2 separate regions of the Homo sapiens genome follow, and region 1 is linked to region 2. A link is a loop called in an ENCODE intact Hi-C map of the cell type or tissue named here. Cell type or tissue: dorsolateral prefrontal cortex. All regions are shown on one strand. Region 1 overlaps ATG5 (autophagy related 5). Region 2 has its middle 81 kb from the start of PREP.

The links. Hi-C counts contacts between places; a loop is a spot of excess contacts. Peaks named below come from ENCODE experiments on the same cell type or tissue, not always from the same donor. Only the 100,000 strongest peaks of a DNase experiment are listed, where the experiment ranks them.
Region 1: it touches region 2 in a loop (4-fold over the local background); 58 of 110 quality-filtered maps call a loop at or near these places.

The regions. Positions count from the first base shown.
Region 1 is chr6:106,299,155-106,304,154 of GRCh38, reverse strand. The region is part of intron 3 of ATG5 (autophagy related 5); the gene reads left to right. Among named protein-coding and RNA genes, the nearest start is that of ATG5, 24 kb to the left of the region's middle. In dorsolateral prefrontal cortex, CTCF peaks have their summits at 2,782 and 2,986 (motif pointing right); no DNase peak of the experiment used is centred here.
Region 2 is chr6:105,482,051-105,487,050 of GRCh38, reverse strand. No RefSeq gene overlaps it. Among named protein-coding and RNA genes, the nearest start is that of PREP, 81 kb to the right of the region's middle. In dorsolateral prefrontal cortex, CTCF peaks have their summits at 1,971 and 2,171; a DNase peak (open chromatin) is centred at 4,633; H3K4me3 peaks cover 239 bases.

The DNA.
Region 1 (5,000 bases), 820 kb before region 2:
GGAAAATGTTATTGATTTTTGTGTTCTGCAACCTTGCTGAACTCACACACTAGTTCTAGGTGTTTTTTTGGTAGATCCTTTGGGGTTTTCTATGTAAACAGTCTTGACATCTGCAAATAGAAATTATATAATTTTTCCAATCTGTAGGCCTTTTATTTCTTTTCTTCTTTTTTTTTTTTTCCTTATTGGAGTAGCTAGAACTTCTAGTACTGTGTTGGATAAGAGTGGTGAGAGTGGACATCTTCTGGTGTTCTTAATTTTATGGGGAATGTATTAGTCTTTCACAATTGTCATGAATAGATGTTGGATTTTGTCAGATGCCTTTTCTGTGCTAATTATATGATTGTATCACTTTTCTTCCTTAGCTGGTTGCTATAATAGATGACATTTATGGATTTTTGATGTTGGACCAACCTTGTATACATTTAATAAATCTTATTTGGTCACGGAATGTAATAAGTTTTATACATTGTTGGATTCAGTTTGCCAAATAATATTTCGTTGAGGATTTTTGTGTCTTATGTTCATAAGAGGGATTGTAGTTTTCTGTTTTTTCTATTGTCTGATTTAGCATTAGGGTTATACGGGCTTTATAAACTGAGTTCGAAAGTGTTCTGTTCTGATGTATTTTCTGGAAAAGGTCGTGTAAAAATGCTGTCAATTCTTTAAGTGTTTGATAGATATCTTTAGTGAAACCACTTGGGTCTGGAGATTTCTTTTTGGGGAGCATGTTAATTACCAATTCAATTTCTTTGATATATATAGATCTACTCAGCTTGCCTATTTCCTCTTCATTGAGTGTTGGTAGTTTATGGGTTTTGGGGAGTTGGTTTGTTTTTTCTAAGTTGTTAATTTATGAACATAGAGTTGTTTATAGTATTTCCTTGTCTGTGAATGACTTTAGGATCTGTAGTGTTGTCTTCATTTTTGTCAGCTTTGTTAGAGGTTTACCAATTTTACTTATTTTTTTGAAGAGCCAGTGTTGTGGTTCATGGATTTTTCTCTCCTTTTTAAAATTTCCAATTTTGTTGGTTTCTGTTTTTTGTTTTTAATAATCTTATTCCTTCTGCTCCTTTGGTTTTATTATTTTTTTCTAGTTTCTTGAAAAGGGACTTAGGTTATTTTTTTGAGCTCTTACCTTAATTTCTTTTTTAAATTGTAGTAAAATGCATGTAACAAAATTTACCATCTTAACCATGGTAGTGTTAATTACATTCACAATGTTGTACAAGCATTTAGTGTTACAAATATCTATTTCAGCCAGGCTTTAGTATAGACCATAAATTTTGATATGTTCTGTTTTTGTTTTCATTCGGGTCTGTGTATTTTTAAAATTTTCTTTTGAGGCTTTCTTTTGGAATCTTAGTTTTTTTTAGAAATGTGTTTAATTTCCACATTTAGTGGTTTTTCTGTTATCTTTTCATTATTGATTTCTAGTTTGATTCTATTGTAGTAAAAAAAGAGCTCACTGTAATTTTGGATCTTTTAAATTTGTTGATGTTCGTCTCCACTCTTGATTCCCTCATCATCTAGCCTCTAGATTGTGATTCTGGCTTCTAAGTATGCCTTAAACTCCCTGCTTTGTTTTTCGGGATTCAGGCCCATCTGATTTCTCACATGGATTGTTTTAGTGGCCTCTTAATTTGTCTTCCTGCTTTTAATACTATTACTTTTAGTTTATCTTCCCCAGTGCCATAATTTTTCTTTCTGAAATGCAGATCTAACATTGTTATTGTCCTCAAGAACCCTATTCTGACTTACCATCATCTACAGTATAAAGCCAAACACTAAAGCATGATGTGTGTGTAAAGGTTGTCCATGATCCCACTTCTTTCCAGGTCTTTCCAGGTGTACTAAGCTACTTGTTTTAATGAATGTGGGATAATGTTTTGGGCTTCCGTTTCTTTGCTCATCTAATTTGATAAATCTTTTTTGCTCTTTCCAGCATCCTTTGTTTTGGTTGTAATTAATTATTCATTCATATATTCCCTCCTGTAGCTCATACTTCTAACATCTAGCTTAACTATGACCTTTTTTGTGGTTCTTTTTAGCCCAAAGTGATCATTTCTACGTTTGTGCCATCTCTACACTACGTGTGTACTTCCTATATTCTTGTCATGTTATAACTGTGTATTGTAACATAATGGTTATTAAGGATGCTGACTCTGGAGTCAGAAACCAGATTTCAAATCCCAGCTTCATCACTTACTAGCGGTATAACCTTGGGCAAGTTATTTGACCTTTTTGTATCTCAGTTTTCTTGTCTGTAAAACAGCAATGATAATGGTACCTTGTACTTCGTAACTTTGTTTCAAGAATTAAGTGAGTTAATATGGGTTAAGTATCCTTTATCCAAAATGGTTGGGACCAGAGTCTTTCAGATTTCAGATTTTTTCAGATTTTGGAATGTTTGTATTATATACTTACAGTATTCCAAATCTGAAAATCTGAAATGCGAAATGCTTCAATAAGCAGCAGTTCCTTTGAGCATCATGTCAGTGTTAAAAAAGGTTCAGATTTTGGATCATTTTTCTTTGTACTTAAACCAGCAGCATATAGGAGGGGATAAGTAAATGTTTGTTCAGTGAATGAATGAATGAATGAATCTAAATTTGCCCCTTGCTTTTATTTGGAAAACCGAGACTCAAATAAGTAAGGTAACTTGTTCAAATAAGTTAGGACCCAGATTTTGAGAGTATCAGTTCAGGGCTCTTTTTACCACACCTGCTAACATTTTGTTTAAAAATTTTTCTCCCATCTTATCTGTTCTCTCTAATTGCTTATATCAATTTGTCCAAATTAGAATTAAAAAAATTTAAGAACAGTGGTATACTTATAATGAATACTCAATACATTTGTTGTTGTCGATTTGTAGAGAGCTTACAAGGAGGTTATGTCTGATTAGAGCTTTATCTTTGCATCTTTAGCTTTTAAAAATTACATGGGAAATGGAAAGTGCTGGCCTAACTCAAAATAGAGTCTCTTTCTTCAGACTGAGATGTTAGTCAGCAGAGGGTGCTCTAACATTGTATTTTAAGGGGTGAAGTTTCTTATTACCACAACTGGTGTTCACATTTTATATTTGTTAGTTTTATATTAGAATTATGTTAAGAGACCAGTTCTTGGTCCTTCCGAAGAATACTTTGTAAGTAAACCCTAATTTTGGTTTAGATCTTAGACCTTCAAGCACGAAATTTAGAACAAGCTTCTCATTTTGTCAACTGTAAAATAAATAACTTTAATGGGAAATTTTTCTCTGCAAATTGACTTTCAGGACAGGTGGTAAAAGGAAGAAGTTGAAATTACTTTTTGAATTGTAAAAAAAAATACATACTCTTGGGCTACATGATTTTGGTCAATGATGGACCGCATTTAGGATGGTGGTCCCAGAAGATGATAATCTGTATTTTTATAGTATCCTTTCTGTGTTTAGATGCATACATACTTATCATTGTGTTACAGTTGTCTAGAGTATTCAGTGTAGTAACATGATGTACAGGATTATAGCCTAGGAACATTAGGCTACACCATGTAGCCTAGGTACGTAGTAGGCTATGGCATCTAGGTTTGTGTAAGTACACTGTGATGTTTGAACAGCGAATGAAATTGCTTAACAATGCATTTCTCGGAACATATCCATGTTGTTAAATGTCCCATGGCTGTATTGATGTTGATCTTAAACATAGACATGATAGAATGACTCAGAATTTAATACTCTTTGTGATTTCAAAAGTAGATTTTAGCAAAATGCTTTAGTGAAAACCTGTGTATAATTTTTTAAAAAACATTTAACATTTTAATCATAAATGCTAACAGATTCTTCTGTCTTATTTCCAGTCTTTTTAAGGTTGTGAATTTCTGGAACTTAACCCATTTATGCAGGAGATTAAAATTTTTTGTGTGTGAAAAATCAGACCTTGTCAGTGACCTTGAACAGTTTACATAACTCCCACAAGCTTAGCGTTCCAATAATGGAAAACTAGGCATAAAGGAGTTAACAATGTATTCTGTAAACTAGATTTTTGAAATGTGACTTACATAGATTTTATATATGTGGTATCCCTTCATTATTTTTGAACTTTTTCATATATAAGAATGGGCTTAGAAAGCTGTGAAACACATTGCTACTCTATAGTTGTTTGTGTTTGTCCTACATATAGAGTAAGTCAGTATTCACAGCAATCATCAAATTACTTTGGTTTGCATTTGTAGTTACATGCTTGCAGTTACAATGAAATGTAATCCCGTTTCCAGTGAATCAGAATGCAGCAACTTTCCGAATAGGAGGCATTTATTTTAGTGACATGAACTTGGGCAGTAGTTCTCCAGTATGGGGAAAATTCTTTCAGTGCTGATTTTAGAATACTTGTATTAGTTTGCTATCTGAGTACAGATATTTATACTAGAATCATGTCCCTTCTGAGAATATCCATTATTGCTACACCATGTGCCAATGTGCACACATGCACAAACATACACACACACATAAATGGAGTAATGAATAAAAAACAAAAAGCAAAGAAATATTAAAATATATTCATTTCGAGAATTGAATATGGAAGACTAGAGCAATGTAAAGAAGAAAAAGAACAAAGTGTAAAAATAGACCTAATACTGTTCTTATGCAGTCATTTTCTATAGGGCAATACACTGAGTCTTTAGCTAGTTGGGTCCTCTTATTTACACAGAAAATACAGTTCTGGATAAGAGTTGGTGTTCTGTATCCATGGGTTCTGCATCCATGGATTCAACCAACCATGGATTGAAAATATTTGGGGGAAAAAAGCAATAACTAATAATAATACAACAATAAAAATGAAATCACAAAAAGTCCAATATGGTATAACAACTATTTACGTAGCACTTACATTGTAATAGGTATTATAAGTAATCTAGCAATAATTTAAAGTATACGGGAGAATGTGTGTAGGTTATATGCAAATACTATGCCATTTAATATAAGGGTTTAAGCATCTGCGAATTTTGGTATCCAGCTAGGT
Region 2 (5,000 bases):
TTTTATCTTTTAACATCACAAACCTACCCCAGGTCTCTCCTTTGAAAAATTATTATTTTGAATGTAGAGTTGGTCTGGGCGTGTAGCAACAAGAATGTGTCTGTGCATTACAGAGATACAGGGAGCAAATTTAAAGGGCTTCCTCAAGCTCTGATATCAATAGAGGCTCAGGTAAGAGACAAGTTTCCCTTGGAGGGAGGAGATGGGGTGCTGGGAAGGACTGAGGTCCAGGATATACCTCCCCTTCAAGGGGCCTGGGCCTAGGCCCTCACTGCCTATGTTTGCATGGAAACCTCCAGAGCGGAGCAGGGTCGGGGCTTCAATCCTCAAGACAAAAACTTTCTCAGCTGACTTTTAGAACAGAGGGCAAAGATATACAGATAAAATATATCCCTCTGTATCAATGCAAAGCATTATCTCTGTCCCAGAAGAGTATTTGCGGTAAAAAGAAACACTGAAATCAGAATAGAAATAGTCATAGCAGGAGTCAGGTGCGGTGGCTCATGCCTGTAGTCCCAGCACTTTGGGAGGTTGAGACAAGAGGATCACTTGAGGCCAGGAGTTCAAGACCAGCCTGGGCAGCACAGCATGACCCTGTCCCTACAAAACAATTAAATATTTGTTTAAATAAAAATTTTAAAAAATATTAACAGAAGGACGGAACTTGACTCGTGCAGGTATACAACTAAGGGTTTGGCTACACATGCACAGGCCTGCTGTCAATGTGTTATTAACATTTAGAGCTGAAATAATACAACTTAGAATCATCTTAATGAAAATACCAGAGCCAACCTCTGCAGCTGCTTATAACATAGTCACCTTGCCTCAGGACCAATTTCTCCCCTGAACTCTTATTAATCTTCAACATTCAAGATAGAAGATTTAATGTTCTCTCTGGATTGTTCAGAGATTTATGACACCTATAGAAATGTTCATAAAATTTGAGGCTATGCAAGCCTTTTGGCATCTGTCTCATTGTTATCGGAACCATAAAAGTCATCACCATCTTGTCCACAGCCAGTCTTTTCTTCCTAGATAATCCGGGGAAAAATAAAGTTGCCTCTGAGTCTCTGAGTATCTGCTTGAAGCAGGCTCTGTTGTCAGGTGTGTGTGTGTATGTGTGTGTGTGTGTGTTGAAGGAATAGTGGTGTCATATCAGGGAAGGGAGAGAGAGAATAGCAGATCAACCTGTATGTGTTTGAGGACTTAAAGGGGAATTTTGAGAAATTGTTTCTAGAGCAACTCATTTTATCTGTCAAAAGGATGCTGCAGTATGTACGTCGCTCACTTCAGCCTGGTTCTCTGGCCCAGCCTACCCAGGAGTGGTAGTCTCCGGAGTGTACACAGAGAAGGGAAGCAGGTGCTTCAACTCCCCCAGCATCTGGTTTAGATGACCACAATGCTGAGAACACCTGCAGCCTGCATTTCAGCCAAGTCTGGCCTCCCATTGTATTCGATTGGACTTTCTGCCTTGAGCAAGAAAAAGGAATTGTTTATCAGATTTGCCAAAGGATCTCCGGGGAGGTGGAGAAAGACAGGATAAACAAACCTACAACAAGCAAGGGTAAGCAAAGCACTGGGAGACTTGGATTATTTGTGACTGTCCGAGGTAATCTTTCAACCTGACACAAAGTAAGTAAAAGCTGAGAGAGAGAAGCAAATGTTAGCATGGACCAAGTCAGTTTCCCAGCGGTTCATGAGGGAACCGATATTAGATCATCTTGTCCAAACTCTGGTCCTAGGCTGACACAGAAATCAAATTCTCAAGACTGGAAAGACTTTCAATCAAACAACAAGGGTTTAAAAGATGACTGTCCTAGAAAAATCTTACAAAGAAGATGGTCTTACCACTTGCGTAGCAAATGTTCCATTGCGCACTTTATAATTTCATATTTTGTAATAACTACGCAATGGGTAAGCTGGTTACCTGCAAATCATATCAAAAGCGATAATCTTGGTTTTACTTCTCTAACCAATGTAAGCAAAGCAAGCACGTCTGATATAGCGATATAATACAACTTCATGGTTGGTATATAGGAACAAAAATTAAATTAACGCGCTTATTTCCAGGGCCTCAGAAAATAGTTTAGCGGTATCATATATTGTGTTTTCTTAGTAAATAATTCTGCAGGAACCCCTTCTTTTTCTTTCCTTTGTATAGAGCCCCAACTAGTGGAATATTGGAAAACTGCACTTAAAGAGAAAACATTTAAATAGGAGATGACCACAGGTCTCTCTTCCTCAGGTTAAGAGCCAGTAAGATCGTACAGACACTGCTCATTTTGGGGTGTGGAGATATGGACAAGGCGCTGAATTAAAAGGGGAGGGGTGTGTGAAACTGGCTTATACTTAGCTCCTCACAGGCATAAAGGGCAAACTCGTACTGATGAAAACAAGTGCAATCTCTGGCATTTGAAATGAGTCAATGGGCTATATCTATCACTAGTTTGAGAAAGGAAAATATTTATTGAGTTCAGAACTTATCTTCTTGAAGATATCTTTTCCAAAGAAAGAGGAAGATATCCTGTGACACAAGATTGTATATGTTGGAGGAAAGAGACCTGGTTTCACAAATTAGATGAGAAGGCAGTTGGCAACATTGTCCCACTGGTGCAGAACAGAACAGAACAGGTAACACTGTGCCTGTGCTGGGGTCGGTGAGAAGGAAGGGAGAAAGCAGGTGGAGGCAGCAAAGTGAAGGGAAGGACTCCCACACAAACAACTAAGAGTCAAATATAGACACCTGGAGAAGTGATTTATGACACAGATTTTCCTGAAGGAATGAAATCTTAGGGGTTCTCGGGCTTTTAACTTTGTTCCTTTCTTTGTTTGTTACCTCTCCATTTCAAGGAATCTCATGCTTGTAGATTTTTTTAGGAGTCTTGGCTCCCTTGCCAAAAAGCACCAATAAAATGCAGGCAGCCTGGAAAGGTTATAAAAATGCAAGATGAATTCATCAATCAGACAAGGTCTTGTCTGTACGTGCAACAGGGGGTTCACAGACAGGCTTCAGGGACTTGGTGGAGCTCCCTAACAAGATGTGTAACTTCTGTGTGTGTGCATTCTTCTGGATTTTATAGCTTTTATCAGATTCTCAAAGGGGCCTGTAACCCAAAAGAAGAATAAGGAATATAACTGTATAGAAATCTGCACACAGACCAAAAAAAAAGCAAAACTCACACTCACATTTTAATGGATGCCCCTCAGAATGATCCCAGACTCCATGAAATTCTGCTCTTAGAGAAGCCAAACAGAGATATCAGATTATTTCAGTACATCATGAGTCAGACTGTAGCCTTCTCTTTTATCATGCAATGACTCTTTGAACAGAGAGCTGCAAGACGTTTTTTGTTGCATTTTGCACTGCTGTGATGGCATAGGGCACCCTTCTCAAACCTCAACGTGCTGTCCTTGAGCAGGTTCCAAGCTGATTAACCTCCATTAACCAGCTTTCTTCACCGTGCATTAAACAAACAAGATGAATTACGCTCAAAGATCCAAAAGCAGCAGCAATCATTTTTGTTAGTTTTTCTTAATAGATTAAGCAGTGGAAAATAGAAAAAAAAAATGCTGAACTTTGGGACTTGAAGACTTACTCAGCACATTTGGTTGTTATCAAAATTAAATCATGAAAGCAGAGTTTTTTATACCACTTCATGTTTGTGGTGGTTATTAAATAAACTCTCCAGTTTTTCATTTCTTTTGAAAGGGGATTTGTTTAAATACTACTTATTTGAAGATTATTAAGTCTCCAGAGTTCAGGGATAACCAGGGCGATAATGCCATGGTGATGCTATCTAACTTCTTTTATGGCATCAGCTTTCCCATAGATTTTATTCAACAAATGACTTGGTTGTGAAGAAAAGCTGTTTATTAATCTGTCTGTCTTAGCCTTCACCTCCCAACCAGACAGTTAATCGTCCAAGGGGAGTTTGAGGGATAACTAGAGAACACACATCATCTATAAGTAATCCCCTCGTCAGATGGCATGTGGTCCAATGTCACTATGATTTTCCTTCTGAGCTGTTAACTCCCATTCTTCCTGCCTCAGAGAGGCATAAATGTGTTTTTAAAATTCATGAAAAACAAGATGTGTAGCTAATCTAAGAAATAATGTAAAACTTGCCTGCATTGGAGGAGGGGAGTGGGGGGGGGGGCCTTCTGTTGCTTTTGAGACTATAAGGAATTTATGTGATTGGTCGATGTCTTTGTGTCCTTATTGGAATGATTAGACAGGTCTTCAGGAAAACAGTTTTCAAAAACTGAGGTTTGGCATTTTTTGGTTTTTTAATTTGACTCCCTACCCAAGACCATTTTTAAAAAGTATTTCAAATATAACCACAAACTGTTCAACCAACTGAAAATGAAAGTAGGCCACTTAGAGGTTTTTGTCTAAACTAAAGCAAAATGTCTTGAGCTAATAATTTTAACCATTGGGAGTTTGCTGGTCATAAAAGCAGTTACTTTGGAATTAAGAAATAATAATTTTAAGTATTACATCAGAATTTGTAATTTTTCTTTTACGGGATATACAGATTATAGTTGGTTTTGGGTCTTTTGGGTTTTTTTTTTTTTTTCTTTCCTTCCCCTTAGGACTAAACTGACCTTCCTGAGCAGTGAAACCCCAGACTTGGACTTGGGCCAGCTGCCTTTCAGCACATCATTAAGAACTTGTGGAGATGCTGTTTAAATGTGAATTTTCCAGCACTCCTTCACCAGACAGATAGACAGTGCTAAAGCAGTCGGGGCATGTTTGACACATCCAATTTTTAAAAGCAAGAAAAGAGAAAAAAACTTAAAAAATATGTATATCAAAGTGAAAGTTAATGAATAATGAGGCCATTTGTCAGATACGCACAACACCTTTCAAGACGCTCTAGATAATAGCAAATCTGCGAGTCAATTTAAAGGATGAACAAGGCTTCAAATAAAGATGTCTTCATGATTTCCGAAGAAAGCAAGCATTCCAGAAATAAAGGGAGACCACTCACACCCCCTAT